Linked DNA regions of Homo sapiens: region 1 is linked to region 2. Evidence: chromatin loops called from intact Hi-C (ENCODE). Cell type or tissue: heart left ventricle. All regions are shown on one strand. Each heading gives the region's core, and the rest is flanking DNA. Links, peaks and the distances in the headings are about the cores only.

What was found. Peaks named below come from ENCODE experiments on the same cell type or tissue, not always from the same donor. Only the 100,000 strongest peaks of a DNase experiment are listed, where the experiment ranks them.
Region 1: it touches region 2 in a loop (2.5-fold over the local background); 5 of 110 quality-filtered maps call a loop at or near these places.

Annotation. Positions count from the first base shown.
Region 1 is chr5:126,475,527-126,492,145 of GRCh38, reverse strand. It overlaps GRAMD2B (GRAM domain containing 2B), which reads right to left. Exons shown (of 14, transcript NM_023927.4): 6 at 14,359-14,454; 7 at 11,619-11,690; 8 at 11,439-11,519; 9 at 8,572-8,683; 10 at 7,622-7,744; 11 at 6,373-6,460; 12 at 5,169-5,273; 13 at 3,254-3,347. Among named protein-coding and RNA genes, the nearest start is that of GRAMD2B, 60 kb to the right of the region's middle. In heart left ventricle, for the core only: no CTCF peak of the experiment used is centred there; no DNase peak of the experiment used is centred there; H3K27ac peaks cover 1,583 bases.
Region 2 is chr5:126,363,045-126,379,663 of GRCh38, reverse strand. It overlaps LOC124901056 (a long non-coding RNA gene), which reads left to right and starts at 9,366. Exons shown (of 9, transcript XR_007058919.1): 1 at 9,366-10,984. It also overlaps a transcript of GRAMD2B not described here. RefSeq lists enhancers at 7,609-8,132, 8,133-8,657, 10,773-11,513, 11,514-12,255. In heart left ventricle, for the core only: no CTCF peak of the experiment used is centred there; no DNase peak of the experiment used is centred there.

The DNA.
Region 1 (16,619 bases), core at 5,130-13,129, 110 kb before region 2:
GACAGAGACCAACCACGTCAGATGTTTGGATCTTAAGACGGGTCCGATGTTGGACATCAAAAATGTTCTCAGTAAATGACCGTTGAATAAAGGAACTTGTAAGAATTCATAGAAGCCGGGTGCTGTGGCTTGTGCCTGTAATCCCAGCACTTTGGGAGGATGAAGTGGGCAGATCACGAGGTCAGGAGTTCCAGACCAGCCTGGCCAACATGGTGAAACTCTGTCTCTACTAAAAAATATACAAATTAGCTGGGTGTGGTGGCAGATGCCTGTAATCCCAGCTACTTGGGAGGCTGAGGCAGGAGAATTGCTTGAACCTGGAAGGTGGGGGTTGCAGTGAGCCAAGATTGCGGCACTGCACTCCAGCCTGGGTGACAGAGCAAGACTCTGTCTTGGGAAAAAAAACAAAGAAGGAAAAAAAAAAGAATTCAGAGCAAGGAATTCTCAACAACCAGCCCTGTGATGGGAGTAGAAACCTTGCAGACGAAAAGAAAGAACATATTGTTTTTTAGAGGAACAGTCTGTGATGTCCTATGGGTGTTCTCAGGTGAGTGAGGAGGAAGGGGATCTGATATGTAAGTGCCAGCAAAGGCATGCCTGCTCCTGAGCCATACAACACCACACAAAGACAGGCTTTACACATGAAACCAAGGGCCAGGGAGCTGAAGTAGCAGGATGAGTTATGTGGGTAGTAAGCAGTGGAGCAGGGATAAGAACAAAGGCCTGACTCCAACATTTATGCTCTTTCTACTATACTGTTCCACCATTAATTCCACTTCCAGAACTAAGAAAATAAGTGTTTACTTCAGTTCCCGTAAGAGACATTGCTTTCTTCCCCAACTTTCTTGCTTTGTTTCTTCCTCATGTATCCCTCAGGACCAAAGATAAATGGAAAAACAGGAGTGGGAGGTAGAAAAAGGAATAAAACAAAGAACTGACATCCCAAATCCACAAAACACACCTACGATGACACACACACAAAACCCAAAATTAAAACAAAGGAGAGAATTAAGCAATTTACAGAGGAAAACCCAAATGGCCAGTAAATATATGAGATGTTCAGCCTCAGTAATAATTAGGAAAATACAAGCAAAAACCACAATGAGATCCAGCTTCACACTATCTGACTGGTAGTGGGAAGGCTGAATGGACTAGGATGGTACCTGTGGGAAGAAACTTTGAGGAGACATTTGAAGACAGACTTCACTGGATTTGCCAACTAGTCAACCAGTGGCAGGTGGAAAGAGGGAGTTAAAAATTATTCTTAGATTTCCAATGAGGATGACTGAAAGAGCAGTGATGCCATGAACAGAAATAGGGAAGTTATAAGCAGAGAAAGATCATGAGGCTTAGACATCACCGGCCCCCGAAGGTGAGAAGAAGGAATTGCTGGTATGGAGTATAAGACCTTCAACAGCATGGAGCTGCTATTTCACCGGCAGGCTGTGCTGCGCTAGTGCCCAGCTGCCTCTGAGGAAAGGTGCAGATGAATCAAAAAGAGCACGGGTGTGGCCTGGTACCTCTTTTTTAATACTTAGATTCTTTTGAGCAATGTGTGCAACTTCTAACTTTTTAGAACATCAACACGCGCATTTTGACCCCAAATCCACTTTTTACTGAATCAGTTTCTGCTTTGAGACAAAGGTAGTCTCCACTGGTGCTCCTGTAAACCTCCCCGGCCTCCCTGCTAAGCTGTCTGAACCCTGCACAAGACCTGAGGCTGTTTGCCTGCTGTGAACAAGCTCTTCTGTTTTCAGTTCCCTGGTTACAGAATGTGGTGTCCCGGCCAGGCCCAGCGGGAGAGTGGGAAGAAACACAAAAGAAGGCGGCAGGATCCCATGTGTTTCTAATCCAAAGAATATCACTGGTATGTAAGAGTGAACAAAATTGAAAATTAATACCACTTCATTCTCTGGGTTGCATGAAAGCCAAACATTTGTAAGCATTTCATTAAAAAAAATCGTTTATCTTCAATTCTCAGAAACTAATGTTTTAGAAAGGAAGAAAGCTAACTCATACCTTCTCTAGGTTGATTCTCGATGTAAAGAACTTTCTACATTTGCCCATAAATAGAATGATTTAATATGAATTCTCTGACCTGACTTGGTTTAGAACATAAGTTTGGAAACTCCTTTGCTCTTAATACTTTAGCTGTTAAATACTAACTAACACTGAGTGTAGGAAAACAAAGATAATTTTATTCATTTGTATTTAATATGAAATTTTACTAATTTGTATTTAATATGAAGAAATATGTCTTCCCAAGTAAGCATAACTGTACTATGATGTAAAGCTACCAGATACTGGGCGTTTGTGACAGCAGTTGTAATTGAACACTGAATTCTCTCTAAGCCTTTCCTGAAGGATTAGGGTAAAAACAAAGTAGTTATCAGATAAAGGAGAAGAAAATAAGACATGTAAATCAGGTTTATTTCTGGGATATTTCTGGCATGCCTATCTTCTTCTCCAGCTCACCCTCCTGCTGCCTTCTAAGAATGCCACAGGCTAAGGACAGTTTTGCCCTAGCGTTGTTTGGACTGTAGATACTTTGAGGTAAAGGTACATCTGTGGCCTTATCAACAAAGCCTAAAGCTGAATTCTGAGGAACAGTAAAGCAGAGAGCTTCTAAGCACAACTTTGCAGTCAGACAGGCCTGGTTCAGGTTCCAGATCTGCTGACTTTATTTATGTATTTTTCTTCTAATGCTCTCTCAGCAGACTCACGTCTGCTGCCTTTCTAGGTGTGTCACCTTCAGCAAGCTAATTTGAAACTCTTGATTCTTCCCCTATCAGATAGGGAACAATGACGTCTATCTTCCATGGTTCTAATAGGACTTACATGCAATATTTTACCTATGGGAACAGTCAGCCTTGGTGGAGTTGGGGCTGTACTTTCTGGCCAAGCCAGTGGTTGGTCTCCAGTTCACTCCCTACTATGTCCCTACATTAAGCTCCGATGTCAGTAGTCACTTACCACTGGGCCCTGTGCTATTAAGTAATATGTCTAATCAAGGAGGAAGAACAAAAGACCTACAAGACTATGTATTTCAAGGAAAATGAGATTAAGACCTATTTCTTTGTGGAAATAAAAAATATTCTTCCACATTTACTATAAAAAGCCCCTAGCCAGGGTTGATCATGTAGGTTTATTGCGGCACACTAACGGCGTCTGAGTGTGTAATCCCTGACCTGACCTAGGGCAACCAACAGGCACTACTGTGACTGCCCCCATACACAGGAAAGAAATAGGTCACCTTTTCTAATTTCACTATGTTAGCTGTAAGCTCTTGACAGAGAACCTCCACATTGAATTGTACTTGTGACCTCAGGCCAGATGGTGCTGCCTGTCTGTAAGAAAAAAGAGAAAAATTATTATGGGCAGGGATGACAAGGAAAGAAGTGGAATGAACACATTTAAAATTTATTTGAACAGAAAATTGGTTTATAATAGAAGAGAATGAACATTTCATTTGTTAATATTAGACAAAGCCCTGCAGTAATCCGCAACTCCAGGCTAGATGTTTAGGGAACTAATTCTTAAAAGCTCAGCGGGAAATCTCTTAAGCTATTTTTGTTTAAGTGGATATGGTGTGTTTCGGCTTCTAAACAAAAATCAGGCAATTATTTTCAAGCACGTGGTTTCTTAGAACCCTTTTATTAACCCCTAATATCCTTTCTGTCTCCACCAGAGCATAAACTTACAAGAATTATTGTACTTTTGAGCTATTTATACTAGAACTTTACAAGTTTAGGAATGTCCTTATCTAGTTAATCAAATGTCCCTTGAAACACGAGACTTTTGTAGTTTCTTCTTTGAGATTTATCATACAACTATAATTGCCCTTGTCTCATAATCAGGCGTGAGCCACTGTGCCTGGCCTGGAGTCACTTCTTATCTCTATGCCAATATTAACTTTTTGAACAAGATGGGAGAAACTAAGGGCAGAGTATGAATCCATACCAAACTGTTTATTAGGCTTTTGTATTTTATTAGTTCAAGTGTATATTTATGGGTCAAAAATAACCTGTATGCCTGCATACATGTAAGCCACCTAAAGGTAATTCCTATGGAGTAAAGAAAGGTCCTAGAATGGTATAACACAGTATTTCTCAAAGTATAGAGCTCAGACCATTGCCATCAGCACCACCTGGGAACTTGCTGGAAATGCAAATTCTCAGGCCTCATCCCAGACCTACTATATCAGGCACTCTGGAGATGAGCCCTGAAATCTGTTTAAACAATTCTAGATAATTCTGATGCAAATTAAAATTTGAGAGCCACTGGTAGACTGAGGAGCCCATGGTCTTTGTAGTTATATAGACCTGCAGCTGAATCTGCAAACTGTAAGACATTAAACTAATTATTACTCTGAGTCTCAGTTTCTTCATCTGTAAAATGGGAACAGTTCTATTCTAAGGTTATGGTGAAAATATAATGAGGAAAAATCATCTGTATTTGTATGTGTATGTATCCATTCTAATAGAGCCTTCAGCATGTGGTGAATACTCTGTCAGGAAATATCTCTACTTCAAAAACTTGGGCTAAATGTACACTTTCTAACATGGCATAAATTATTTCACTTTTTAGGCAATGTGTCAAAAGCTTCTTGTAAATAGGTTTAAAGAAAAGAGCTCTATGTCTGAAAAGGTTTAATTAGGCCAGGCATGTTAAAAAAAAGACTGATGGAAAATCTTCACAGACACATTCAATTAATTACTAGTCACATTGATCTTGACAGTGGTCAAGAGTTTTGCAAATAAGTGAGTTAATATAAAAAGTTATACATGATAAAATGTGCTGAGTTTCTTGAATTGCTTCTTTCTCTGAGTGTCTTGATTTATTGCCATTTTACTAAGGTAAACTTGTGTAGTTTAATAAATGGGGCAAGGTCACAACTGCATCTTAGCATATTCGAGCAAGATAATGTAAAATTAGGCTTGTTTCTTGCCTTATTACTAGCAACATTACCACAACTCCAAAATAGTACAGGGTTAGGTCATTCATTTCTAGACCCTCCTACCTTTTTACTTTCCACATATACACTTAACAAAATGTCACATACAGAATGTATCTCCAATTAATGTTTACTAAGAAGGATGCTAAGTTCAGGTCAATTATTATATTAAGCAGAATGGCAAGCAGATGACAGCTAGAGGCAATCGTCTTACTCAGTATTATGGGTGTCCACAATGGAGGTTAGTAACCCCAGCTGCTCCTCCAGAGTATTAATTCTGTATCTCATGTAGAAGGTCGAGATGATTAGTGCACAGACACTGGAAACGGATGAAAGAGAAACTTTCGTTAGGTTAACGGCCAGGATCTGATGTTCATAAAACAACTCAGTGCCAATGTGGTACACCCGAGGCAAGGTATTTTCCAAAATAACTTGGTAAAAAGATTTTAAAAACATCCTTTTTAAACAGGCTGATGCTTGTTATAAAACTTACAGCTAGAAGAGACTTAAAATCCTCTAGCCCAAGTCCCTTAATTTGCAAATAATGGCCCTTCTAATAGCACTGGTCAGAGCCAGACCCAAGTTGGAGTACCAAGCCAGTGTTCCTCCTCCCTGCGGTACTACCGTCCTCTGCCAGAAGAGCCTGGGCAGATCTTAGCCATGTTCTCTGGTGACTCCCTCCTTTATCTGGAAACCAGACTGGGCATATTTTCCTTGGTTGGGAGGAACAGCCTAGAACTGGGTCAGGCTATTTTCAGAAGAACAATTGGTTACACGCTAGAAGTTAAAAAAGTCTATGCCTACATTTTTGGTAAAGGGGATGAGGACAACATTTTCAAGTTGTGTTGGCCCCTGTTCAGGGGACATGGGACAGATGGCAAAACAAAATTATAGCTAGATAGAAGGAATAGGTTCTGGTGTTGAATATCACTGTAGAATGACTAAAGTTAACAATGATAGAGTTTCAAATAGCTAAAAGAAGGATATTGAATGTTCTCAACACAAAGAGATGATAAGGGTGATGGATATGCTAATTACCCGGATCTGATCAGTATACATTATATGTATCAAAACATCACTATGTAGTCCATAAATACCTACAATGATTATATGTCAATTAAAAAAATAAGGTAAAAAAAATAACAAGGGTAAAGATGCTTCATAATTCACAGAGCAATTTCCCAACTAATGGTACCCACTCAGAACTTAGTCCTCTGCAGGGTTTGGCACAACCATGAAAATGTGACCTAAGCCTAAGGAAAAAAACCTGAAGTAGGAGACAGAAATTGTCAAAGTAAAGATGTAGGTCACATTTCAGACAATTGAGATTTACAGTAGGTCTTGGCAGTGTGAAGAGATTATTCCTTTAGCGAATGGAATCATTTTCTTAGTCACTCACAGTAAATTCATGTACTTACACAATTGCATAGAATATAAGAATATGGTGAAGCATCGGACATTTCTGAGACTTGACTTTATGTAAGATTCCAACAGTTTCTGACAGACCTGTTGGGAGGAAAACAAAAAACAACTGTTTAAAACCATAACACACTTCTTTTATCCAGCAATATCCCTATGGGGTACTTGAGAGAGGTAATTGTTCCCAGGTAAAAGAAATCAGAGAAAATATCAAGTCTCCCAGTTGTCATTTTAACCAGTGGTTACAATTCCTTCCAACACATTCCATTGATTACATACCTATCCACAGCCTTCTTTGTGTCAAGCATTGTACTGGAATCAATGATGGACAATATAACAATATCCTTGCTCCCTTACCAGTATAGCTAGTTATTAGAATAATTAGTAAATAAGAAATTTGAGTTTTACTGGAAAATTTTTTATTTTTTTGAGATAGTCTCACTCTGTTGCCCAGGTGACAGTGGCGTGATCACAGCTCATTGCAGCCTTGACCTCCTGGGCTCAAGCAATCCTCCTGCCTCAGCCTCCCAAGTAGCTGGAACTACAAACATGTACCACACCCAGCTGATTTTTAACTTTTTTGTAGAGATAGGGTCTCACTATGTTGCCCAGGCTGGTCTTGAACTCCTTGGACTCAAGCAATCCTCCCACCGCAGACTCCCAAAGTGCTGGGGTTACAGTAACAGAAATTTTTGAAAGATAATCTCATGTATTCAGAATCATGAAGTGACCTCCATGAAGGCTATTCACTTTTGTATCCCCCACTGTAAGCACGGAACTGGGTACTGTTTGCTAAAAGAATAAGTGAATTAATATGCAAAGACCTATAATACAAAGGGAGGAAAGGGAATATGAAAAGCAGTCATAAGGTGAAACCCAGTTACAAATAGGCCGGGCATGGTGGCTCAAGCCTATAATCTCAGCATTTTGGGAGGCTGAGGCGGGTGGATCACTAGAGGTCAGGAGTTCGAGACTAGCCTGACCAAAATGGTGAAACCCTGTCTCTACTAAAAATACAAAAATTAGCTAGGCATTGTGGCATGCGTCTGTAATCCCAGCTACTCAGGAGGCTGAGGTACGAGAATCGCTTGAATCCAAGAGGCAGAGGTTGCAGTGAGCCAAGATCATGTTATTGCACTACAGCAGCCTGGGTGATAGAGCAAGATGCTGTCTAAAAAAAAAAAAAAAGTTACAAACAGACATCTCCAATCCTTCTAAACCCACCCCCCTGAGACATCCATTCCTTACCCTGTACAGGGAGACTCTTGGCTTTTCCTTCAGGTACTCTGTTCACATGGGCATCTGCCCGAGTTGGCTTTGCTTCTCCCTTGGAGACATTCAGAACTGTTTGGGATTCTGTCGCATGGAAATCTACTAAGCCAAAACAGAGCTGGGTAAGTGTTCTCTCCAATGTATTTAAAAACAGGATTAATCTCCAAGTAAATCAATCCCTTAACATGCATAATGGTCAAGAATGTGAATGGATGGTCTCACAAGTTAGTTGTGGTGGCTGGGGCTGAAATTGAATGCTTAAGCAAATAAGTAATAAAGTGATATAAGGATAGTCTTTCATTTTCCAACCAACTCACATGGATAATTCAGCTGTAACAATTAAAAATATTATTGAAATAAGAGGGAAGAAAATAGGCCGGTGCGGTGGCTCACGCCTGTAATCCCAGCACTTTGGGAGGCCAAAGTGGGTGGATCACGAGGTCAGGAGTTTGAGACCAGCCTGACCAACATGGTGAAACCCCGTCTCTACTAAAAATAACAAAAATTAGCCGGGCTTGATGGCGCATGCCTGTAATCCCAGCTACTCAGGAGGCTGAGACAGGAGAATTGCTTGAACCCGGGGGGTGGAGGTTGCAGGAGCCGAGATTGTGCCATTGCACTCCAGCCTCAAAAACAAAAACAAAAACAAAATTGTATGTTTTTTTCTCTCAACCACCCCAACGTTAGGTCTATTTAAAAGACCTCTGTTAAATGTGCATAAAAGCAAATGAATTTTTACCACATAGGCAATTCTTTTCCCTCCAACTCTCAAGGCATCCTTTCTCCAGATTCCATTCCTGATTTTTAACTAGGAAGACAATGTGGGTTTTTTTCTTTCTTTTCTTTTCTTTTTTTTTTTAAGGGGGTGGGGTGAGGATGTTTTGAGGGGAATTAAATTTTAGTCAAAATACAACAATTTCCCAAACCTCGAGAGTTCTCAGATTCAGGAGTTTGAGAACCAGAACTGCTATATCCTTCCATGTCTTGCCTTCTTTGTTGAACCACTCCATCCAGATCTGAGAATTCATCATTGAAATCCTGAAAGGAAACAGTGAAATGAAGACAGGCTGATATTCCCTTAGTAAACAGGCAGGCCTTTGTAACTCCCAGCCCTTTCACCTAGGCCTGACCTATAAAACATAGAATAGAAGGAAGGATTACTCCATACGACTGGGATTTTCCCAACAGATGACTGAGTATCTGGTTACTGAAACAGATTTTTCAGGCAGTTAAAATTCTGTCAACAAACACTGGCCAACTCGTTCGAAACAACAAATGTCTAGGAAAACACCCAGAATGCCAATAATTGAGAAGCTTCCAGTGTGAAGCTGAAGGTTTCATTAGCACTTCGTAATGAGAAAACCTGATTACTACAGACATATATAAGAGAAAAAAATAGAAAGCTTTAAATCCAAGTTCAAATATGTAGACAGAGAGAAAGATATTACTAACTTATAATTTTTTTAAAAAAGTATTGGAAACAGAAAAGGAAAAGTGGCTTTAGCCAATTAGACCCTGAAAGTAAAGTTTAAGCTTTTTTTCTCCCCTCAACTAAATCAAAACAGGGTTAGTGATAGTACATTTAAATTTTAGAAAGATGATGTAGGAGTAAGGTAAAAAGCACAGACATTCTACTTTGTATTCTACTGGTTCCCCAAAGTGCTTAAGAACTGAAGAGACAAATGGTGTCATTAAAATGTCCTGGCAAAGGTACAATTAGGCTGAGCTTTTAACAATTTAGTCAGCTGCCAAATGAAGAAGAGACTCATCTTGTAAGCAAATTACCAACCTTTCACCTTGAACTAGCTGTCTTTTGTTCATCTCAACACTCATTTCGATTTCATACAAGGATTTATAGGAGAAGGAAAATTGAAAATTTCTTCAATGTAATGATTTCTTGAATGCCTATCTCATATCAGGCAGTATGCAAAGCTCCTTACATACATGATTGCATTTAATCTTCACAGCCACATCATGAAGCTGGCATTTTAATGGATGAAGAAACTGAGTCAAAGCAGTTAAAGCTTGCCTGATGCTATAACATAGCTGGGTGGAGCCCAGATTTAAAACCAGGTTTCTTGGATTCCAAATCAAGTGTGTTACATTATATTCTGTACTGCTTCCCACCACTGTTTTTCAAGGTAGATTTTTAAGAAATTGAGATAAAATTCAGGTAACATAAAATCCACCATTTAAAAGTATACAATTCAGTGGTGTTTAGAATATTCACAATGTTGTACAGCCATGGCTACAATCTTGTTCTGGAATATTTCCATCAACCCCCAAAGAAAGCCCATACCCATTAGCAGTCACTCTCAATTTCTCCCTCACCCCATTCTCTGGCAACCACTAGTTGACTTTCTGTGCCTATGGATTTTCCTGTTCAAGATATTTCATATAAAGGGAATCATACAGTATGTAGCCTTTTGAGTCTGGGTTCTTTCACTTAGCATACTGCTTTCAAGGTCCATCTATATTGCTATATTGTAGCAGGTATCAGTACTTCATCTCCCCTTTTTTTTTTTTTTTTGAGATGGAGTCTCATTGCACTGTCTCCCAGGCTGGAGTACAGCGGCGTGATCTCGGCTCACTGCAACCTCCACCTCCCAGGTTCAAGCAATTCTCCTGCCTCGGCCTCCTGAGTAGCTGGGATTACAGGCATGCGTCACCAGGCCTGGCTAATTTTTTGTATTTTTTAGCAGAGACAGGGTTTCAATATGTTGGCCAGGCTGGTCTCGAACTCCTGACCTTGTGATCCACCCGCCTCGGCCTCCCAAAGTGCTGGGATTACAGGCGTGAGCCACTGCGCCTGGCCCTTAATTTCCTTTTTATGGTTGAATAATATCCCATTGTATAGGTATACCACATTTAAAAAATCCATTAATCAGTTGATGGACATTAGGGTTTTCCCCACCTTTTGGCTATGATGAATAATGCTATTAACATTCTTGTACAAGTGTTTGTGTGAAAACGCTTTCAATCCCATTACTTTTAAACTGTTCTCAAAAAAAAGATTTGTGGGAGTTGTTGAAACCATGGGCTCATATTGCTTCACTAATGTAGAATATTTATAATCATTTGAATGGTATGGTTGGAACTCTCTTGGGAAAACATTATAACCATTATGGGTACAAATCTTACACAGAGGGAGCTACTTCCCACTGGAGATTTACTCTACGGTTTACAAAGTCTAAGGGAATGAATCAATCTTTACCTGTCACTTGGGCATTATAGCTTTCTTTTTTTTTCTTTTCTTTCTTTCTTTCTTTCTTTCTTTCTTTCTTTCTTTCTTTCTTTTTTTTTTTTTTTACAGTTAATTCTGAGCATATTCATTTCTCTTCTAAGTTGTGAAGTCTCTGAAGGCATAAATTAGTTTTAATTTTTCCTGGTATCCTACAGTGTGCACTAGCATGGTGCCTTGAACACAGAAGACATTTAAGGATTTGTGGGATGATTCAGTCCTACCTCAAATAGATTTGTGAATCCCTCTAAGCCAATATTGACAAGCAAACAGAGCAAGATTTTATGAATGCATTCACTGACCAGTAACTCACCAAGATAGTCTACTAGGTGTTTCTTTCTTTTTGCAGGACAACTCTTCAATTACTTGGAAAAAGTTTATGGCTACTATGGTTTCCTCTTCTTCAAGGAAGATATGCCCTGTTTCTTCAACTGTACCTCAAATATTTTGGTCCTAAGCTCTTCCCACACCCTGGTCATGGTGTAAGCACAAGTGTAATTGTGGGACATATTCCCTTTCTTTTGCATTTAGATAGTTATGTGGGCAACTTACCAGAGGCAGAGATGAAGGGCGGTCTGCTCGGAAACTGTTTTCAGCAGAAGATGGATTGGGACTGTTACCAACACTTGTATTCTGAAATTATTGGAACAAAACGAAAAGCCAGATTAACTATGAAACCATAAGAAATACAGAAGAGAGACAGTAATTGAGGCTCAGGGACATCATACTCACTTCTAAGTGTCCACACACAGATTTTAGTAGTTTGTAAGTTGAATCTCTGGAGAGTAAGGAGACAAATATGTACTGAAAAACAAAACAGGATAATTATGAATAGATATTGCCGGATGAGAAGTGAGAGTTGAGAGTTCAGAAAAGTATCTGTATACAGCTTTTGCATTTTCAAACAACATGGACCTCTCTTTGATCTATATTCTCATTCCTCTCACTCAAACATTCCATTTTTATTCCATTCCTGTAATAAAGCAAACATTCTCCCATAAAAGCAACAAAATCTTCAAACCCAATTTAAGAGTAATAAATACATGTAGGGCAAAATGAAGGCTCCAAAAGCCTGTCACTGGTGCCTCAAACAAGCCCAGAGAAGAAAAGGCCTGGACATTAAGAAAAGGCTGGTGACATTCACTAGATCCCCTTTAAAATCTCTCTCCCTCTGTTTTTGTTTTTAAGGGTATTTAACAATTCCCGAGGGTCCGCCTTCTCTGCTCTGACCTAGATTTCCACTGAAAACTTCCCAGTGGCTCTAATAGGCTAGCTCTCTTTCTTGCCACTTCCAGATTCTTCCTTGTACAAATATGGAGATTTTCTAGTGGAGACTTATAAGTGAGCCATGGGAAAGGAGTAAAATCAAAGCTAGACAAATCATGTGAAGACAAATGACATGAGGAAAAATGATTTTACCATAAACAATATGTTCAGAAAATATAAAAATTTACTTTTTTTCCATCTATTTATGCCATAGAATGTTTTCAGACCTCCTTTCCATGAGTTTGTGATTATCCTTCTCATTCACCAATGAGGGAACTTGAATTATTTCCGAGCAAGTACTATATTCCAAAGTAATTAATATTGTGGGTTCTGGCATCAGGCAGATCCAGTTGCAAATTCTGGCTCTTACACTTACTAAGTGGGTGACATTGGGAAAATTGCTTAACCCCTCTAACTTTCAGTTTTCTTAATAACAGTTATCCATTACAGGGTGGTAGCAAGAAAATATAAAAAAAGCATTAGTGCATGGCCTGACAAGGAGGAAATACTGATGCCTGTTGGCTATTAGTATTTCTAAAAAATCCCCAAATAGATATTAACATATTTTCTAGCTTATCAGAATGGTCTCTTTTATCTTTCCTTCTTTCTTCTCCTCTCTACAAGTTTTCTAGTATGGTTAGAAAGGAAATCTATAGCCAGTCATGGTGGTTCATGCCTGTCATCCCAGCACTTTGGGAGGCTGAGGTAAGAGGATCACTTGAGCCCAGGAATTTGAGACCAGCTCTTGGCAACATAGCAAGACCCCATCTCTATTGAAAAAAGAAAAAATAAAAAAGGAAAAAGGAGAAATGAAATCTATAGAATGTAGAGTTTATGCTTTCATAGAAATAATTCATGAAAGATTAAAAAAATTCATGTGAAAAGTAACCAGACCACTCCACTCCCTCTTTCTTGCCAAGCTGAAATAGACACCACTTTAATGTAAATTTTTCTGATTGTGCATGTCTGTGGTAGCCCAATAGTCAATTCAGCTCTGGAATTTCTATATAGAAGGTAGTTTAGGCAAGCTGTTAGTAAAGCAGGTCTAAAAACTGATCCTGTACCTGCAGTTGCAGAGCAGGTGCAAGTTTTATTTATCTGGAATGGCTCTAGGGAGGTATTGATTGAGGTTATGGGGAGGCTGGCCACCCCCACACCAGGAACTCCTCACTATCAACCTGCCTGCCTCACCCTGTCAGTAAGGTGGTGGTTTTGTTGTTCTTGTTCTTTATATATATTTATTACTTTTTTGAGACAGGGTCTCGCTTTGTCACCCAGGCTGGAGTGCAGTGGTGCTCGATCTCAGCTCACTGCAACCTCTGTCTCCCAGGCTCAAGCAATCCTCCCACCTCAGCCTCCCCAGTAGCTGAGACCACAGGTGTGTGCCACCAAACCCGGCTAATTTTTGTATTTTTTGAAGACAGAGGGTTTCACCATGTTGCGCAGGTTAGTCTTGAACTCCTGGACTCAAGCGATCTGCCCATTTGGGCCTCCCAAAGTGCTGGGATTACAGGTGTGAGCCCCCATGCCTGGCCTTGTCCTTTTTCTTTTTCTTTGAGACAGGGTCTTTCTCTGTTGCCCAGGCTGGAGTGCAGTGGCACAATCATGGCTCACTGCAGCCTTTACCTCCTGGGCTCAAGTGATTCTCCTACCTCAGCTTCCCAAGTAGCTGGGATCACAGGCACATACCACCACACCTGGCTAATTTTTATATTTTTTGTAGAGACGGGGTTTCACCATGTTGCCCAGGCTGGTTCCCAACTCCTGGGCTCAAGCAATTCTCCCACCTCAGCCCTCAGCCTCCCAAAGTGCTGGAATTAAAGGCCTGACCTCCTTTTTTTTTTTTTTTTTTTCCCTTTAAGACTATTATTAAAGGAACTGAATGTATCAGTTTAGCCTGACCTAGCAGAAGTTGAGAAAGAATTTTATTTTTTTGACCTTGGTCAGGCAAGTATAATTAAGTCAGCAGGAAATTCAAAATTGGCAACACTTCTATGAGAATAAATCACTTTGTGAAGGGAAACAGCACTACATGAATGTCTACAGGCTATAATTTTTAAAATTAGTCTTATGGAATTTTCCTGATTCACCACAGGAGATGATATTTATGGTTTGGAGTCTTGGTCCTTGGCAAGAGACCCCTTAGGCAGCAGAGCCCAGAGCAGGAGGACAAAGCAAAGATGCCCTCGCTCGGCTGCATACTCACCCTGTCTGTGACTGTTGCTATGATCAGGGCGTTTGGCACTAGAAGAGCAGTTTTGGTTTTCTTTATTAGGGTTACCGAGAAAGCTGGAATAGAGATCTGAAACAGAATCAGCAAGTTAATGCCAGTTCAGACTTGACAGAACAGCACTTCAAATCTTCACATTTAAGGAAAAAAGAAAAAAAAGGTAAACAGAAATCAAAACCAGCAGCAAGCTCTCCAGCCTCCATGAAAAAAAGCCAGTCTTACAGAGTGGCAGGGATGTATCACTGAGCTCCTCAAAGTGGGGCTTACTAAGCCAGAGGATAAATCTTAATCATCAATTGGACTGAAGATCTTGGTGGGAAACGTTTATCTTCAGACATGGAAATAGAATGCAAAATATGTATTCATTTTAAAGATAAGCACAAGGCTCTAAAGAAATTTCAAGCTTGTGGTCATCCACTTTGGGCTAACTTCCACATGCCCTACTCTCCTCTGTCTCTAGGTGCATGTTAAAAAGCACTGGTATAATAGGACCATCACTGGATAGAAAATCTGGGACCTGAATTCTTGGCTCAGTTCTGTTACTACAGGTTGAGCATCCTTAATCTGAAAATCATAAATCCAAACTATTCCAAAATCTAAAAGTTTTTGAATGCTGATATTGATGGTCAAAGGAAATGCTCATTGGAGCATTTCAGATTTTGGATTTTTGGATTAGGAATGCTCAGCCAGTTATATGTTGGCAGATATTGCAAAAATCTGAAATCCAAAACACTTCTGGTCCCAAGCATTTTGGATAGGGGATTCTCAACCTGTATCTACATGACCTACTCCCCCTTGTAAGCTATCCGTTCTAGGCCTCAGTTTTTTGATTTATAAATTGGAGATAGCCTCGTCTGCTTCTCAGGATTTTCTGTGGATTAAGTGAGATAATATATGCAAAATGCCCAGTGTTGAATAAAAATTTCATTCGCCTCCTCACTTGTTTCATGAAATCAGGATGGGTGACATAAAAGAATTCTAAATACTTTTCTGGTTCAACAAAGAATAACAACAACAGTAACTATAGAAGCTACCATTATTGATACCTATTTACCAGATAGAATTTAATTTAATTATGATCATACATAGTCAATATTATGAGAAATAAAGAAATTTATTTAGAGAGGTGCATGTCCTACATAAGAAGTTACAAAGATGGAATTCAAGCCAATCTGATTCCAAATGTGGGTTCTTTTCAATACAATGTGCTATAAGAATGTATCAAATGGCACAAAGAACAGAGAAGTTCATGATAATTTATGTTATACCTCTCCAACCAAGTTTGATCTCAAAGGAAAATGGATCACATCACTTCAATCCCTGAAAATAGAGTCACGCACAGCCATGGTAAAATGATCTGACTTCCCCCTTCCCTAGGAACTCACACTCACTTGAACATCTACTTCTTGAAAATGCCTCACATATTCTCAAAGAGATGGGCTTTATGTAAGTACTGCCAGCTTGAAGGAAGCAAATGAGCTTTTTTTTTTGAGACAGAGTTTTGCTCTTGTTGCCCAGGCTGGAGTGCAATGGTGCAATCTTGGCTCACGGCAACCTCCTTCTCCCAGGTTCAAGTGATTCTCCTGCCTCAGCCTCCTGAGTAGCTGGGATTACAGGCATGCGCCACCACACCCAGCTAATTTTTTTCTTTTTTTGAGATGGAGTTTCGTTCTTGTTGCCTGGGCTGGAGTGCAGTGGCACGATCTCGGCTCACCGCAACCTCCACCCACTGGGTTCAAGTGATTCTCCTGCCTCAGCCTCCCTAGTAGCTGGGATTACAGGCATGTACCACCATGCCTGGCTGATTTTGTATTTTAAGTAGAGAAGGGGTTTCTCTATGTTGTTCGGGCTGGTCTCAAACTCCTGACCTCAGGTAATCCGCCTGCCTCGGCCTCCCAAAGTGCTGAGATTACAGGTGTGAACCACTGCGCCCGGCCACATCCAGCTAATTTTGTATTTTTAGTAGAGATGAGATTTCTCCATGTTGGTCAGGCTGGTCTTGAACGCCCGACCTCAGGTGATCCGCCCGCCTTGGCCTCCCAAAGTGCTGGATTACAGGCGTGAGCCACTGTGCCTGGCCACAAAATGAGCTTTTAATTTTGAATATTTGCATTCACATCTGGGTTTATGAGATGGGCTTATTTATTGCCCTCAATGATCTAGGCTGGAAGACTATGGAAGAACAAGGGGCTAAACCAATCAAGACATTTTCTAAAAACTGTTTGCCAAAGAACTCT
Region 2 (16,619 bases), core at 3,389-11,388:
GCATTACTAATGATCAGGGAAATGTGAATCAAAACCACAATGCGATACCACCTTACTCCTGCAAGAATGGCCATAATAAAAAAATCAAAAAAATAATAGATGTTGGTGTGGATGTGGTGAAAAGGGAACACTTTTACACTGTTGATGGGAATGGAAATCAGTACCACCACTATGGCAAACAGTGTGGAGATTCCTTAAAGAACTGAAAATAGATCTACCATTTGATCCAGCAGTCCCACTCCTGGGTATCTACCCAGAGGAAAAGAAGTCATTACATGAAAAAGATACTTGCATATACATGTTTATAGCAACACAATTCACAATTGCAAAAATATGGAACCAGCCCAAATGCCCATCAATCAATGAGTGGATACAGAAAATGTAGTATATATATACCATGGGATACTACTCAGCCACAAAAAGGAATGAAATAATGGCATTTGCAGCAACCTGGATGGAATTGGAGACTATTATTCTAAGTGAAATAACTCGGAATGGAAAATCAAATATCGTATGTTCTCACTCATAAGTGGGAGCTAAGATATGAGGACACAAAGGCTTAAGAATGATACAATGGACTCTGGGGACTTGGGGGAAAGGGTGGGAGGGGGGTGAGGGATAAAGGACTACACATTGGGTACAGTGCACACTACTTGGGTGATGGGTGCACCAAAATCTCAGAAATCACCACTAAGGAACTTATCATTGTAACCAAACACTACCTGTTTCCCAAAAACGTACTGAAATAAAAAAAGTGAGTCAAATATTTCAGAATGGGTAATTGAATAGTGTGTATTTTTTAAAATAACAATTTTTGGTGGTCTGAAAAAAATGGCAAAGTAAAAACTACTCAAAACCATTTGTGTAAAATTAGTTTTCCTACCAATATTTTCAAAATTTCCAAAAATGAGGGGCTGATAACAGGCAGTCACAAGCCAACATGCATTCCTGTTGGGAGTTCATTCCGCTAGCTGAGAGTTCATTCCCCTAGCTGGGAAAACCACATCCATTCCTTCACTCAGTGCTGCAAAGTATACAGTGTGTATCAAGTTCTACGAATAGAAAAAACAGATCTGTTGGAGACCATGGGCATAGAAGAAGTTATAATCAGAGGGCAGATCCAGGTTTTATGGGCCTGAAGCTTATACAATTTTAGAGTCTTCTTTAAGAAAAGTACGAACAAGGAATTAGGCATGAAAGTGATTATACATTTAAATGAGGAAAAAAATCAAATTATGAATTGGAAAGAGTTTACAGATTCCATAAACATCTCCAAATCCAGAAAAGTAATATAGTGCTCTTATGAACTAACTGTCTGACATATTCTACAATATTTTTTTATAATTTATAGCTGATACTCATTGATCTCTTCATATGGCAACAACCTCATAATATTTTCAGTAAACAGAAAAGAAGGTGGTTTAGTTTTTTTTCTCTAGAAAAAAACTTACCTTTTTATTGATGGGCTAAAGATTTATTTCAAATCCAAACCCAGTTTTGATAATGTGATGATAATCTACTATGTGACACATACACAAATGCAGTGGGTGTTTTTAGTATTACTTCGGGTTTGTGCCTTATAAACACAAGAATTCTGATAAAGTCTATTATGCACAAATATCACCAAAAAAGAAAGAAAAAGAATAAGGTTGGTATAATTATATTAGCTGCATTATCGAGTATATAGTCCTAATAGGAGAGAACTGTCTTGACTAGGCAATAAAAAGAATAGAATCTACCACTTTATATATTTATGTATATTATGATTTATATATCTGATGATTGGAAAAATTTGTCAGAAACTAGTTTCTGGCTCTGTACATTTCAAACTTATTTTCTTTTCCACTACCCACACACTTCTGATGCATGACACCATGTTCATATCATGATCCCATCTCTGACTCTGCCCCATGCCCCAGAGCAGGGCATATTGGCTTAGAGGGTGGTAGGAGTATTCCTGGAAGCCATTCTAATACCATACAGCCAGTGATAACTTACGTGCACACAGAAATGAAGGCAAATCACACAAATAGATTCCACAAATACCAAACTAAATGTATCTCTGAACAACTTCCCCTTAGTTCAGAATGCCAAAAATGCCTTTGGCTACATATCTGACTGGAGGAAAAGTGTGAAAGAGGAAAAATAGGAGTGGAAAGAGACAGAAATTATACTTGCAGTTAAAATACTATCTGCAAATTTTTCAGGAATGTAGGACTATCTGCGCACCTTACCAGTGGCCCTCCCAGGGCCTTGGACAGTAGAAGCTGTCTTATAAGTGAGGGTAGAAACTTAAGCTGCATTGGCTTTGTAATAAATACATCCTGATGGCAATACATTCTGATAAGTGGTTAATATAGGATATAGTGCCAACAATTAAAAGGTTGCTAGTTCTGAGGGATGAGAGTGGGGGTGTGGGTGGCAAAGGGAAGTTACGCAGAGCTTAAACTAGACCTTCCAGGTGCATCTTGAAAGGGCATAGGAATTTTTGAGGCCATCAAAGAGGACTTCCAGCATGTTCAACAGCCTGGCAACTAGATAGAGCATGTGCATTGAGAAAATATTGAATGTGCGGAAGTATCTGGTGAAGTCTGGGAAAGAGACCAGAGGTCCTTTCGCTCCTTGCAATGACACTGCTGGCGAGTTTTATTCTTTCCTGCTGGGAAAATTCTAACTCTCCTAAGAGAGCCTAGTCCTCTGACAACCTCCTCATTTTAACTTCCATAGCCATGTCTCACTATATCCTGGTGCAATTTGTTCTTTCTCTGCCTCCTGTCTTAGCCTGCCCCTCACTCTCCTCTGTGAAGCTCTGCAGAGTTCATAGGTCCTCCTGCCCTGACCTTGCCCATTTGCTGAAATACCTGCTCCACACCCAGAAAACTAATGCCATTATATATCCCCTTAAAACAGTGCTGCTTCCTTTGAATGCTTCCATCTCATCCCTGCTCTTGGAGAAGTAACCTCATTTTCCAGGACTTGGCCCCACTCCAGCCTCTACATAGCAGTCTTGTGAACAGGCGCTGAGCCCATGGGCTTGACTAGTGAAAATGGGTCATGGCACAGTGTCTGCTGTGTTCCTGTTCATCTGGTGCCATAGAGTGCTCCTGTCCTTTTTGTAACAGCAGGAGAAGTGGGGTTGGCTAAGAAAAGACAAAGCTCTTGAGAGAAGAGGGCAGAAGGAAAGAAGGGCAAACATTTTCTTTCCTACCCACTGGTGGCAGCTAGAATAGAGGAGAAGACACAGATGCATTGGAGCCACTAAATGGAGGCATAATGAGTGTGACTGTGGGGCTGCCTTGGACACCAAGGTTATCGTTGACTGCAGCCTGGAGTGGACCTCATCCCAGAACACAGAAGGACTTTGAGCACCCTCCTAACATTTCCGATTAGTTCTGCCTCATTTTTGTCCTCTTCAGTTCCCATCTTGGGCCTTGTTTGTACTCCCAAAGGCCATGGTGTCCTATTCTACACACTAACTCCACTGAGCAACTTTCACTTTTGCCTAATGGCTAATTTGCATAATAAATCTCCAAAAGCTTCTTGATCCAATAGAGGTTTTTGATTTCTTAAATTTCCGGAGTGATAATTTATGAAACTCTTAATTCACCAAAGCCTTTCCCAGTCAACTACCTATAGACGTTACAGCAATTCATGTTTTTCCAAGTCTGCTTAATGTTCTGTATATTTTGAGAAACGATGATTTCTGCAAATTTTGAATTTTGAGGTACTGTGCACATTATCAATGTCAAAGATTTTCAAATGGGGATTAACTCAATGGAGGCTGGGAAAGCACTGAATAACTTTAACAACCTCTTGGAAAACTTTAACTAGAAGGAAACTTTTAATCTGAAAACAGCTGATAAATCCTGAAATATTAAAAGCATTCCCTTTAAAATCAGGAACAATACAAGGATATCTAGAATTATTGCATCTACTCAACATTATACTAGTGTTCCTTGCTTGTGTAATAAAGCAAAAGAAGATTTAAAGGAGTGGCCGGGCGCGGTGGCTCATGCCTGTAATCTCAGCACTTTGGGAGGCCGAGAAGGGTGGATCACGAGGTCAGGAGATCGAGACCATCCTGGCTAACATGGTGAAACCCTGTCTCTATTAAAAATACAAAAAAATTAGCCAGGTGTGGTGGCAGGCGCCTGTAGTCCCAGCCACTCGGGAGGCTGAGGCAGGAGAATGGTGTGAACCCAGGAAGGCAGAGCTTGCAGTGAGCCGAGATCGCGCCACTGCACTCCAGCCTGGGTGACTGAGCGAGACTCCATCTCGAAAAAAAAAAACAAAAAGATTTCAAGGAGTAAATTTTGGAAAGGTAAAAATAAAATTTTTATTATTTCAATATTATTGTCTACAAAGAAAATCTCTTAGTGTCTACAGGTTTATTATTAAAAGTTTAGCAAGGATGTTGAACATAAGATCAATTTAGAAATCTAATTATATTTCTGTACATTGACAAAAGAAAATACAATGTAAAATATATTTACAATAACAACAAAGGTGTAAAATATCTAGGAATAAATCTAACATGATGTGTAAGATCTTTATGCAGAATATTCTAAAACTTTATTGAAGGACATTAAAGAAAACCTAAATAAATGGAAAGCTATACCATGTTTATGAATTGGTATATTTAACATCGTAAAGATGTTGAATTTTCTCAAGTTGAACAATAGGCTTAATGTAATTTCATTTTTAAAAAGTTTTACTTGATAAGCTAATTCTAAAATTTAAGTGGAAGAACAAAGGGTCAACGTAATGAAACACTTCTGAACTGGGTAAGGAGTCTTGTCTTAGCAGATTTTTTATTATAAAGTGATGGTAATTAAGACAGTGATATATGACAGAGCTGGCATTACAGATTAGTGACGAAAGGACAGTCTATTCAATAAATAATGTGGGACAATTTATTATCTCTACAAATAATTTAGAATGATGCCCTAATTCACATCAGAAAAGGAAATACGTTCTAAACACAGAAAGAATCCTAGTTTGAAAGGAAAACACACTTCTAGCAGAAAATACATATGTTCTTAAGACTTCAGGGTATGGAAGGATTTCTTAAGTCATAAACAAATCATAAAGAAAATAATTAATAAACTAACAAATTAAAATAAGAACTCAGACATAGTAGAGAGTGTAAACAGACAAGTCATATGTTGGAATAAAATACTTGCAACACATAACAAAAGATCAGCGTCTGGAGTATTTTAAAAAACTATCTCAAAAGAAGAAAACGATAGTGACCTCTTTCCTCCAAAAGGGATATAAATTCATAAGTAGGCATTTTATAGAAGAGAAAACAAAAAAAGACCACTAAACATGTTGAAAAGATGTTTCTCCTCTTAGTTTAACATATATTAAACCCACATTGAGTTACCATTTCACACCTTGCAGATTGAAAAAGGTAAAAAAATCAGACAATTCCAGTGTTGCTGAGACAGCAGAATAACTGCTGGTGGTAGCGCAAATGACACAGAACTTTGGAACACAGAATGACATTGGCAAAAAAAGTTAATCATGTTCATAATCTATGATGAACATTTCCTCTAGGTATGTGCCTTAGAGACACCCTTCCACAATGTACCAGGGGAAACAGGCAAGATGCAGCATTGCTTGAATGCTCAGACAACTGGAAATCAACCACAAGTAGGCCAGAGTGCTCTTTTAAAGTGAATGTCACGTTATGACACTCTTCTATTCTAAACCCTCAGTGGCTTCCTGCCACAATTAGAATAGAACTCTAACCCCCCTTATCATCTGTTTATCTCTCTGATTTCATGGGTGCCACTCTTCGCAGTTTCCTCTAGACTTCTTCCCTATCTTCCCTATGCAGGGCAACCACGCTCCTTCTCAGTCTTATGATGACTGGTTCTAAGTCAGCCTAAATATCACTTCCTTGGAGAGTCCTTTACTTACCACCCCATCCAAAGTAGTTTTCTCTATCTTACTGTCTGCCTCAGCTTTGTTTCCTATAAAACATATTAATTTTTGAATTATGTATTTATGTATGCACATATGCATTCATTCATTTTTTTGGCCTGTCTTAAACATTAAACTAAATCTCCATGAGAGCAGGGACTAAGTCTATCTCACTCATGATTGTAACCTCTGTGCCTTGTACATAGCCTGGCATATAATAATTACTCAATAAACTTTTGTTGAATTGAGTGATTGAATACAAACACTGTGTAAATTGTATCTGTGCCTATTTGAAGTGGCTTGTTGATCTGCAAGTACATTTTATTAGCTCTAGTTCACTGAAAGGATAATGTGATACTAAAACAGCCACATAAATTCTCAATACTTATTTAGAAGGTAAAGGAAAGTGTTTACCTGGTCTTATTTTTTTATCTCAAAGATTTAACCAATGTGTGCCTGAATGCTTCCACAAATTATTTTCAGTGATTTTCTACACAATACATTAAATAGATCTTTCAACTAGACTAAAAGTCCTTCAATGCCTGACCTACTTAGAGATATGTTAAATTTTTTTAGGTCGGTTCTAATACACATTTAAAAAAACCACTTACAGATGCTAACATAGAAATTTGATATTGAATACTCAAATATGCGGGTGACATAGGCTGGAGCTTTTTTTGCAAGAGGCTTGAATTTAAGTTGATGTGGGTTTTATTTTACTTTTATTCTATTTATCTATAATTATGAAAACATTTATTTTGTTTCAATTATACTTTATGTATTTTGTATTTGTTTTAATATTTATTTGTTTGTTGATACATTTTGATTTAATTTAATTTTTTTCCTGGTTAGAGCTTGAGCTCCAAAGAAGAATTTGCATGACAGTCTACTTAAGAGATGGATTCCACAGACAAAGCAATTCAAGAGGCACTTGAAGCTCAGCAAAATATGGAAATAATGGATGAGTTTTACATTTTATTTTATTTTTATTTTTTCTCTTTGTTTGCCTAAGTTTTACATTTTAAATCACAGAATTATACCCTTGCTCAACTACTAATACAAGTAAGATAGATTCATTTTAATAATGGATAGAAAAATTAAGTAACTTGAAAATAGATATATTACAAAACAATTTGCACACATTCACTTTTTTGGTCTCTAAAACTTCTTTTTAAAAGTGTTTAATTTATTTTCATAACCTGGCATTCTGATATGTGAATGCAATTAAATAAAATAGAACTTCTTTGTTTTCTATTAAATTTTTGAAAGCTATAATTTAAAGTACTTTTTGTGTAAATGATTTAAAACCATTTAAAAAAGAAAACAACGATCATATTTAACTCTTGAATTTCTGGATATGGTGCTGTCAAAAAGTAAAGTTTGGGTGTGGGGGTTATTCTGAGAAGTTTACATGAATGCTACGTTAAAGTTTACATGAAAGTTGGATGAAAAACTTTCTTTTGAATATGTGATTTCCACTTATACTAAATTTCTACATTCTATAAATTGCTAGATAAATATAATGAGACAAAATGAATAAAGAATTTGAAAAATAAATTTTCATGAAAAATATGTAGTTATTAGAGTGGTGTTGATGTGGATATTAATGTGCTGATTTGGATACTGATGAGTTTATAGCTAAAATGAATATGTTCTGAAATTGGCCAAAACTGCTATAAATCACTATGCAGTAAGTACTTGAACCAGAGAACAGTTGCTACTATTTTAAATTTAAATTGGAAAGGCAAAAAGAAGGCAATTATCTTAATATTTTAATAATTATTATTTTAATAATAGTTCATGTAATTTTGATACCAAAGTCGATTTGGGGTTCAACGATTTGTTTTCACTTCTTATGAACCTGAGAGTGAGTCAAGAATTGAGGAATTGCATAGTGACCAGTTATCCAGTACTAAGAAAGTACTAAAGAAGGCACTAAAAATTATTTTTCCTTCATAGTAATAATAGTTCTATTTGCTCAGAAGAGCCCATCCCTTATTACATACCCCCTTCGAATCCACTGGTCAGGATGCCTAGGCTGCACCTTCTCTTCCCATGGCTGATCCCTACCTCCAGGAATGAAAAAGGAGCTCTCCAAGGGTCACCAGTTGGGTAGCTGAGGCCACCAGGGGGACAGACGTGGATGGCCAGGCCCAGGCTGTACCCACCTGAGGAACACCGAGCTGGGGCTGTCTGTGGAGCTGCGTGAGGCCTCCACGTTGGCCTTCCTTGGGCTGCCCGGAGTCTCAAACCGGAACACCGTGTCACTAGAAGGCAGCCTTTTCTTCACCATTGTGCGCTTATTGACCCGCAAGTCAAGGAACAACCTTAAAAGCTCATTTCTGAGTCTCCCAAATAATATGAAAATCTCTGCGTTTCAGCTTTGTACAGTCCTTGAATTGCAGGAAGCTCTTTCTTCATGTGACTCAATCTAGCTGAGGCTATGTTTTTAAAAGTCAGTTAATGATTAACATATCAGTGTGACACAGGGCGGTTTTCATCCTACCTATGTTTGCTGTAAAGAAATAAATGTGTTTGGGAAATTCAACTTTTAGTTCACTAAGATGAACACCACTGAATCTGAATTTAGTCAGAAAAGCATGGAAAAGTAAACACCTAAACAAAACAAAACAATGAGGTGCAGAGACTGGCAGCATCTAAACATTAAAAGCAGGATGCTTTTTCTAACCACCTGAGCCTGACCAACAGGGTGAGCAATGTGGATGTGCTTTATGCCTGTACTCACGCAGGAAATGACCAGCACACTGTGTGTGTTGCAGCCAATGTTTGGCAGATGTACAGCAGTTTTAAGGCTGCATTCCTTGGTCCTTGGGACCTGAAGAGTTCTGGAGTTCTTATGGAAGTGATATACACAAAGTCAAGGGAGTCTCAATATTCAGGTTGCATATTTTGCTGGGTTATAGGAGGCTGTGACTTGTACCCAAACAGTAACAACAAATACAAACAAACAAACAGTAGGAAGCGAGAGTTCGAATGTGTCTCTTGCTTGCTGGCTGGGCAACTGCAGGTGATCCCAGTTCTGCTCTGTTTGATATCTGTTATGCTGATTTCACAGGATTAGAATGAAATACGTAGGAGAATATGCAGTAGAGATTTGCAATTATGTGTCATTATTGTTACCTAGATATGCATTTTACTAACAAATAAGTTCAGAAAATGAGTTTCTTCATGCGACAAATGTTCATGCACAAGGAAAACATCAGTGTCCCTCCACCCTCGTTACTAGCACCAGTGAAAGATTTGTTCCACAGTAGCTATGCTCTCTCTCCTTGTTCCCCTTGTGATTAGTCAGTGACATTGCAGAATGGCTGGCTTAAGAGAAGTACACAGTTTCTGATTGTGGAAGAGAGCAAAGTTTCCTGGGAAATCAAAGCAAACCTTTAGCCTTGGCCTCATTAGCATTTTGCTCTAACCAACTGCTAACCTGGCAGGGACAGGTCTGTGCTGCTCTACATGCTGTATTGACCCTAAGAACACTTTTGAAGTGAGTCTTTCAGTGATATTACATTATTTTGGACAATATTTTCCTGCTGAGTTTTCTTGGTTTTAGCACTGAATGCCCTAAATTCCAGGAAATCTTTAGTGCTGGGCAAACTGGGGCAGGTGGTCACCTTAGTACTGCTGAGCGCCCTCATGCTACAGTTCTGAAGGTGCACCGCCCCCAGCTTTCCTCCCTGTCCTTCCTTGACAGAGCACGGTCTATATTTCTCTTTCCTCTCTTATCTCTGTGCTGAAATTGAGTTGAAATGTTGGAGACATTAAATAAGCTGTTATATTAAATTGCTGAATTAAACCAGTCACCATGCCTCATACAATAGCAACAACCTGCATGGGAGTTTCTGCTCCTTGTAAACAAAAGACAACTCTTACTGGCACAGATGTTAATGGTCAGTGAAATGTAGTCTGTTACTCTCTGTCTCATGCAGGTTTGGATTAAACAGGGGCAATTCCTAACTTAGAACAAAATGTCTCTAAAGGAGGAAATTCCAGTGTCAGTGAACAGTCTTTGAACTTATTTTTCAATAGATAAGCTTTCCTCGTACTCACTCAATCAACTGATATATATTTATTAGCAAAGCTCTTTGCTAGCTGCAGCGAGTGATATAAAAAGTTTTAAAAAATGGGTCCTTGCTTCAACAATGAAGCTAGGAAAAAACAGTCTACATAACTGAAAAGTTAACTAAAAATAAAAGCGATAGAAAGGCAGTGAATTAGGCTAATATTTATTGACTCTCTGTACTAGCTAATATCTTTTGAGTCAATATAGCATCTCTACTAGATAATTTCGTATATAACATCTCATTTAATCGTTGCCCAAATTACATTTTTATAGATTAAAAAAACTATATCTTTAAAAGGTTAAACCACTTGGCCATAATTAAATAGTAAGCATGTGGTCATGCTGGAATTCATTCATTCATTCATTCATTCATTCATTCATTCAACAAGTATTTATTGAGCATTTACAGTTAAAAGGAGGCAAATCAATTGAGACTGGTATGACTTATAAAAGTCTAATGGAAAATGTGGGGTTTGAGTTTCAATGTGGGGTCATGGGGAAGGCAGAAAGGGAAAGGAGTAGTGCTCATGAACAAATAAATGGGCATGGACCAGGTATGTGTGTGAGAGTGGAGAGTGGAGAGTTTGTTGGTGAAGTAGAGGAATAGTGAACATTTATCTGGAGGCTGAATTATGAAGGAACCTTGATGCCAGTGTGGTTAGTTCAAGCTTTATCCTGTAGGTAATGGAAATAAAATGATGAAAGATGAGCTCGATGGCCATATGCACGATGCTTTGGAAGCAGAATGAGATGAGTTGGTCCCATTACTCCAGTCAGCCGGGTGTTACGGTTATTTCAGTTACGCAGCAATTTACTAGCCTATGGGAAGCATACTGACGTAGTTAAACAGTATTGGCTGAACTCTTATGTAAGATGTTGAGTTAATCCTTATTATAAGAAATTGTGTCAAAGGTGAGATTTTCTGAAAGTCTAGAGCAGGGGTCACAAACTCAAAGGCCTTTAGGAACCGGAAAGGTAAGTAAAACCCTGGGGGAGGGACAGAAGCCAGCAGAGAGTGGTAAACAAAGGAATGCTTTTGCCTCCCTCAGGGCATTCAAGTTTTAACACAACAGATTCTGGTGGGAGGAGGCATCCTAAACCTGTCTGAGGGCTGGAGCCAGCTGGGGCTTGCCCGGTGAATTTCACTTCTTGATATGAGCTGCCTGTGATAAAGCTGACAAAATGTGCAAGTAGTTATAGCTGGACTTTATGTTTAAATAGGAATAAGGTTTTGATAGTACATGATCATTGAAAGAAAATGTGAATTCTGACAGCTTTATTTTCAAGATTAATGGCAGTTGACTGCTGTGCAGCCATCCACAGCCACTGCCTGAGCCCTTTGACTGTTTAGACATGGCCTCTGCCCAAGCCCTCCTAGCCTGTGCCACAGCTTTCATTTGTGTGTGTGCAAATTAAAACAAAGACCAGGTGGTCAAAGATAAACAACTGGAATAGGACGTTTATGTAAATATAACTATAAAAGGAACATGCACAGTGGCCAAAATGAATAATATATAATAAATAAAATACAACTAAAATAAAAATCACAGAGACTCTTTTATATCCTTCCATGGGAATTGAGAAATAATGTTGAAAGTCTTCTCGGCCGGGCGCGGTGGCTCACGCCTGTAATCCCAGCACTTTGGGAGGCCGACGCGGGCAGATCACGAGGTCAGGAGATCGAAACCATCTTGGCTAACACGGTGAAACCCCGTCTCTACTAAAAATACAAACAATTAGCCGGGCGTGGTGGCGGGAGCCTGTAGTCCCAGCTACTCAGGAGGCTGAGGCAGGAGAATGGCGTGAACCGGGAAGGTGGAGCTCGCAGTGAGCCGAGATGGCGCCACTGCAGTCCAGCCTGGGCGACAGAGTGAGAATCCAAATCAAAAAAAGAAAAGAAAAGAAAAGAAAATCTTCTGAAGCTCTAGTTTTCTTTGCTTAAGCCCTACAAATTAAAGTTTGGCCATAAGAGTTTTTTCTTTCTTCAATGAAACAAGGTCCATAATTCAAAGAATGTAGTCTTGTGCAATGATGATAATAATCTTTGGTTATTATATCCGAGCATTCTGGATTCCATAAATAAGAAACTAATATGCCTACTGATGCTAGGCTCGATGGATGGGAGGTGCGGAATTCATGCCTGTATATTCCCCTTTTCCTCCTCTCCCTCCTTTTCCTCTACTTCCTCCTCCTCCTCCTCCTCCTCCTCCTCCTCCTCCTCCAGTTTTTACAGGTGTAGGATTTGGATATTGAGACATAAGATCAAACCAGAACCACCAGATTAACAGAGCTTCAAAATGGAGTTTTCCAGAGCCATGGAATATAAATTTACACTTAGAAATAAACGAGATTTTCTCTACAAATAAGCGAAGTTAGAAATATTTGTGCCTTAAGATTTATTTGATAAATTATGCTGTGTTTAGGCTATTATTAATACAATTAGCTTGTATACTCTAAGCACATAGTACTGTGATTTGGATAAAAAAAGCCTTGGTCTGGGCCGGGTGTGGTGCCTCACGCCTGTAATCCCAGCACTTTGTGAGGCCGAAGTGGGTGGATCACCTGAGATAAAGAGTTCGAGACCAGCCTGGCCAACATGGTGAAACCACCGTCTCTACTAAAAATACAAAAATTAGCCAGGTGTGGTGGTGCGTGGCCTGTAATCCCAGCTACTCTGGAGGCTGAGGCACAAGAATCGCTTGGATCCGGAAGGCGGAGGTTTTTGTGAGCCGAGATCGCGCCACTGCACTCCAGCTTGGGTAACAGAGCGAGACTCCATCTCAAAAAGAAAAAAAAAAAAAAAAAAAAGCCTTGGTCTGGTAAAATCACCTTGAATTTCAGTTGTCACCATATTTCCATACATGGAATAACCATGTATGGAAAACCGGTGTGTGGGTGTAAATTAAATATATCCACATTCCTGTGGTTGGCTGTTTGATTTCATGGTTTAGAGTGTTAGTTTAGGGGTCAGGTTGCCTGGAAAAGGGTGGCTTGATTATTTCATTGCTTTGTTACTTTAGAAAGGGATTTAACTACTCTGAGCTTTTGTAAAAATGGGAATAACAATAATATCTATCTCAAAAAATTGTTTGGAGGACTTGATATAATATGTGTAAACTTCAAGTATGAAGCCTGTACATAGTAAGCATTCAGAAAATACTACTGATGGTAATGACAATGAAGATTAGGATCTTTGAGTTGGTCATACTTTCACTCATGTTGAGTGGAGTCATATGATATAAGTGAAAGATATGATTTGCTTTACTCAATGGGACAACAGCTGTGTGTTTGCACGTGGTTTGTGGAAGACCTAATCCTAGAGGGAGGGCAAGCATTGACAGTCTAGGCCCATGGAGTGTTGACACTGGTGATAATGACCTTGCCAAGCAGCTTGGAATATTCCAGTCTAATTCATGGGCTAAAGCATATCTTAAGTCCCTTCCTCTCTCCTTCAAACTTCTTTATTCTACGGTTTTTATGATAAAGAGGGGAGGGGGTTGATTTCTCTCCCAAAGTTGTGAACCCTTTGAGAGGATGCAGAGAAAGGATATATGTTATCCCCTTGTCAGAGAACTATTACTATCTGCCACAGCTCATGACTTTAGAGGGAGTTTGCCCCCAGAAGATTAGAAAGTTGATCTTGCAGCTTCAGTAAACATGTAAGTAGACATGGCAAGATTGGACTTTAGATAATCTTTCTTTTTTTGTGTGCATTTGGGGCTTTAAGATATAAAGGTAAGAAATTTGAAAACCCAAGTTCCTATTCTAGTTTATCCACCAGCTTGGGTAAGTCTTTTTAGTGCTTTTAACTATATTTGCTTAAATTTATAAAATGATTTGAGATAGTTGATTTTAAAAATTTTGTTTGCAGAACTTTCTGTTGATTGATATGTTTATTATTTAAACAGTGATGCATTGGTAAACCGGTTTTCCAGGAAAAAAAAAAAAAAGCTCTGATTTGTAGCACTGGCCAATTTCCACAGCGTAAATACTCCTACCACAGCTGATTTCAAGCTGCTGACATGATACACTGAACGTGACTTTGGGAATTGAGCCTGTAATGAACTGACAGTTGAGCAAGCATGAGCTGACTCCCTTACACCGCTGTAAACATTTAAACATTCACATTTGGGTGTTTGATAAAACATACACATTTGACCTCAGAGTTACCAGATTTTAAAAAGCAGCATTCTTGATTTCAATAGCATTATTATCTGTCAAATTGCATAGTGGTTATTGCATATTCTGCCTTTGTTTGATTTTATGCAAATTGATAATTATTTTCAGAGAAATACTTCTGAAGATAGTATGATTATTAGCGTCCCCCATAAGGTTATTTTTTGTATTAATTTTACTGGCCTAAGGGATACATAACATAAATTTACTATTTTAGTCAGTTTAAAGTATATAGTTCAGTGGCATGAACTACATTCACAACTTTGTGCCACTAAGGTTTTTAAAATATACTGCTTTTTTAGTTTACAAAACAAAATGTATACTCATTACAAACATTTTGAAAATAAAATATAAAGAAGAAAAATATCATCTGTAATCCTCAGCCACCAGAGATAATCACAATGAACATTTTATCATCATCAAAATTATGTTTTACTCTAAAGGATTATCAAAATCATTTGGTAATTCTGAAAGTATATCCAATATTCACTAAATACAGTCATTATTTTCAAGAGGCCTTACCCTTCAAAGTGAGAAACCGACACATCTTCTCTGTTCCCTCCCACACCTGGAGCACCAGGGGCCAGAGTAGTGGAAACAGAATCAAAGACATGTTTGGAGAATTCTATGAAACATCTCAGAAAGATTTGTTTGGGAATGAACATACCACTGGCCAAGATGTTTTTGAGATTAGTCTAGAAACTAGATGATAGAGGATATAGAGGGAGAGGTTTTAGAGCCAATAGGAACCTTAGAATGCATGTACTTAAAATACTTCCTGTTATAGATCTATCACTAGTGGGGATAGGTCACTTGAATAGTTGGTGGCAGAGCTAGGGCTGCCTCCTGATTCATGTTCCACTCCTGACCTGGTAATCTAGATCCTCTTCACATCATGCTGCTTTGTAGAATTCCTCCCTGTTGTGACTCTTGAGAGAATGAAAACGTACCAGCAACAGACCATCTGTGTTAAATGTTGTCTTTGTACGGGACAAGAGCGGGAAGCGATCCTACAACCTACACTTTCATTTTCCACTGCTATTGTGTGAAGTAATTAGATAGATATTTACTCTGAGGCATTAGCTGTGTTAGGTTCCATCATTAATTATAATATTTCAAAATTTCCACAATTTTCTGAATTTCAGGAATTTCCTCCCCATAGTTTGCAATTAGATCCAGACTCAGTACATACTTTGTTTAAAAAATGCAGACTCTTTCTGTTTGTATTCTTACTGTGCTACTTAATAGCTGGGGAATTTGAAAATCTCTATATTTTAGTTTCCTAATCTGTAAAATGGGAATAATAGTACCTACCAAATAGGTTTGTTAAGAAAGTACAATAGCTAGTATTTGTAAAGACTTTAAATATTGCCTTGAACATAATAAGGATTTAGCAAATTTTATATTTATTTTGATCAATACTTATAATAAAATCATAAGGTCTTATTTAAAGTAACTATCACTTTAGAGTTTTTTTAAAGCCTTATTAAGATATAATTTACATAATACAAAGTTCACTTGTTCGAAGTGTACAATTCAGTGGCTTTAGTACATTTACAGAATTGTGCAACCATCACCACCATCTAATTTTAGAACATTTTCATGACTCAAAAGAAACCTTGTACCCAAGAGCAGTCCCTGCCCATCCTCCCTATTTTCCTCTTCCATTCTGCCCTAAGCAACCACTAACCTACTAATTTACTTTCTCTCTTTAGAGATGAGACATTCATATCTCATCTGTATATATAGAAAAAGTACCTATTCTGGACATTTCATATATAGATGGGATCATACTATCTGTGATCTTTTGTGACTGTCTTCTTTCACCTACAATGTTTTCAAAGTTCATCTCATTTTGTGACCAAAAATATTCTATTGTATGGATATACCACATTGTATTTATCCATTATTTAGTTGATGGAGACTTGGATTGTTTCTACTTTTTGGCTATTAAAAATAATGCTATTATGGATATTTGTGTACAAGTTTTTATGCAAACACATGTTTTCAATTCCCTTGATTATATACCTAGGAATGAAATTGCTATATTTAACTTTTTGAGGAACTGACAAACTTTTTTTCCAAAATGGTCGTAACATTTTACATTTCTGACCAGCAGTGGATGAGAGTTCCAGTTTCTCCACATGCTTGCCAACACTTCTTTTTTTTTTGTTTTTGATATAGCCATTCGAGTGGGTATGAAGTGGCGTTGCATTGTGGTCTTGATTTGCATTTTCCTAATGACTAATGATGCTGAGCATCTTTGCATGTCCTTATTGGCCATTTGTGTATTCTCTTTGGAGAAAAATCCATTCAAATCCTTTGCCCCGTTTTAAAATTGGGTTATTTGTCTTTTTATTATTGACTCGTATGCTTTATATATTGTGGCTACAAGTTCCTTAAAATATATGATTTGTAAATATTTTCTATCATT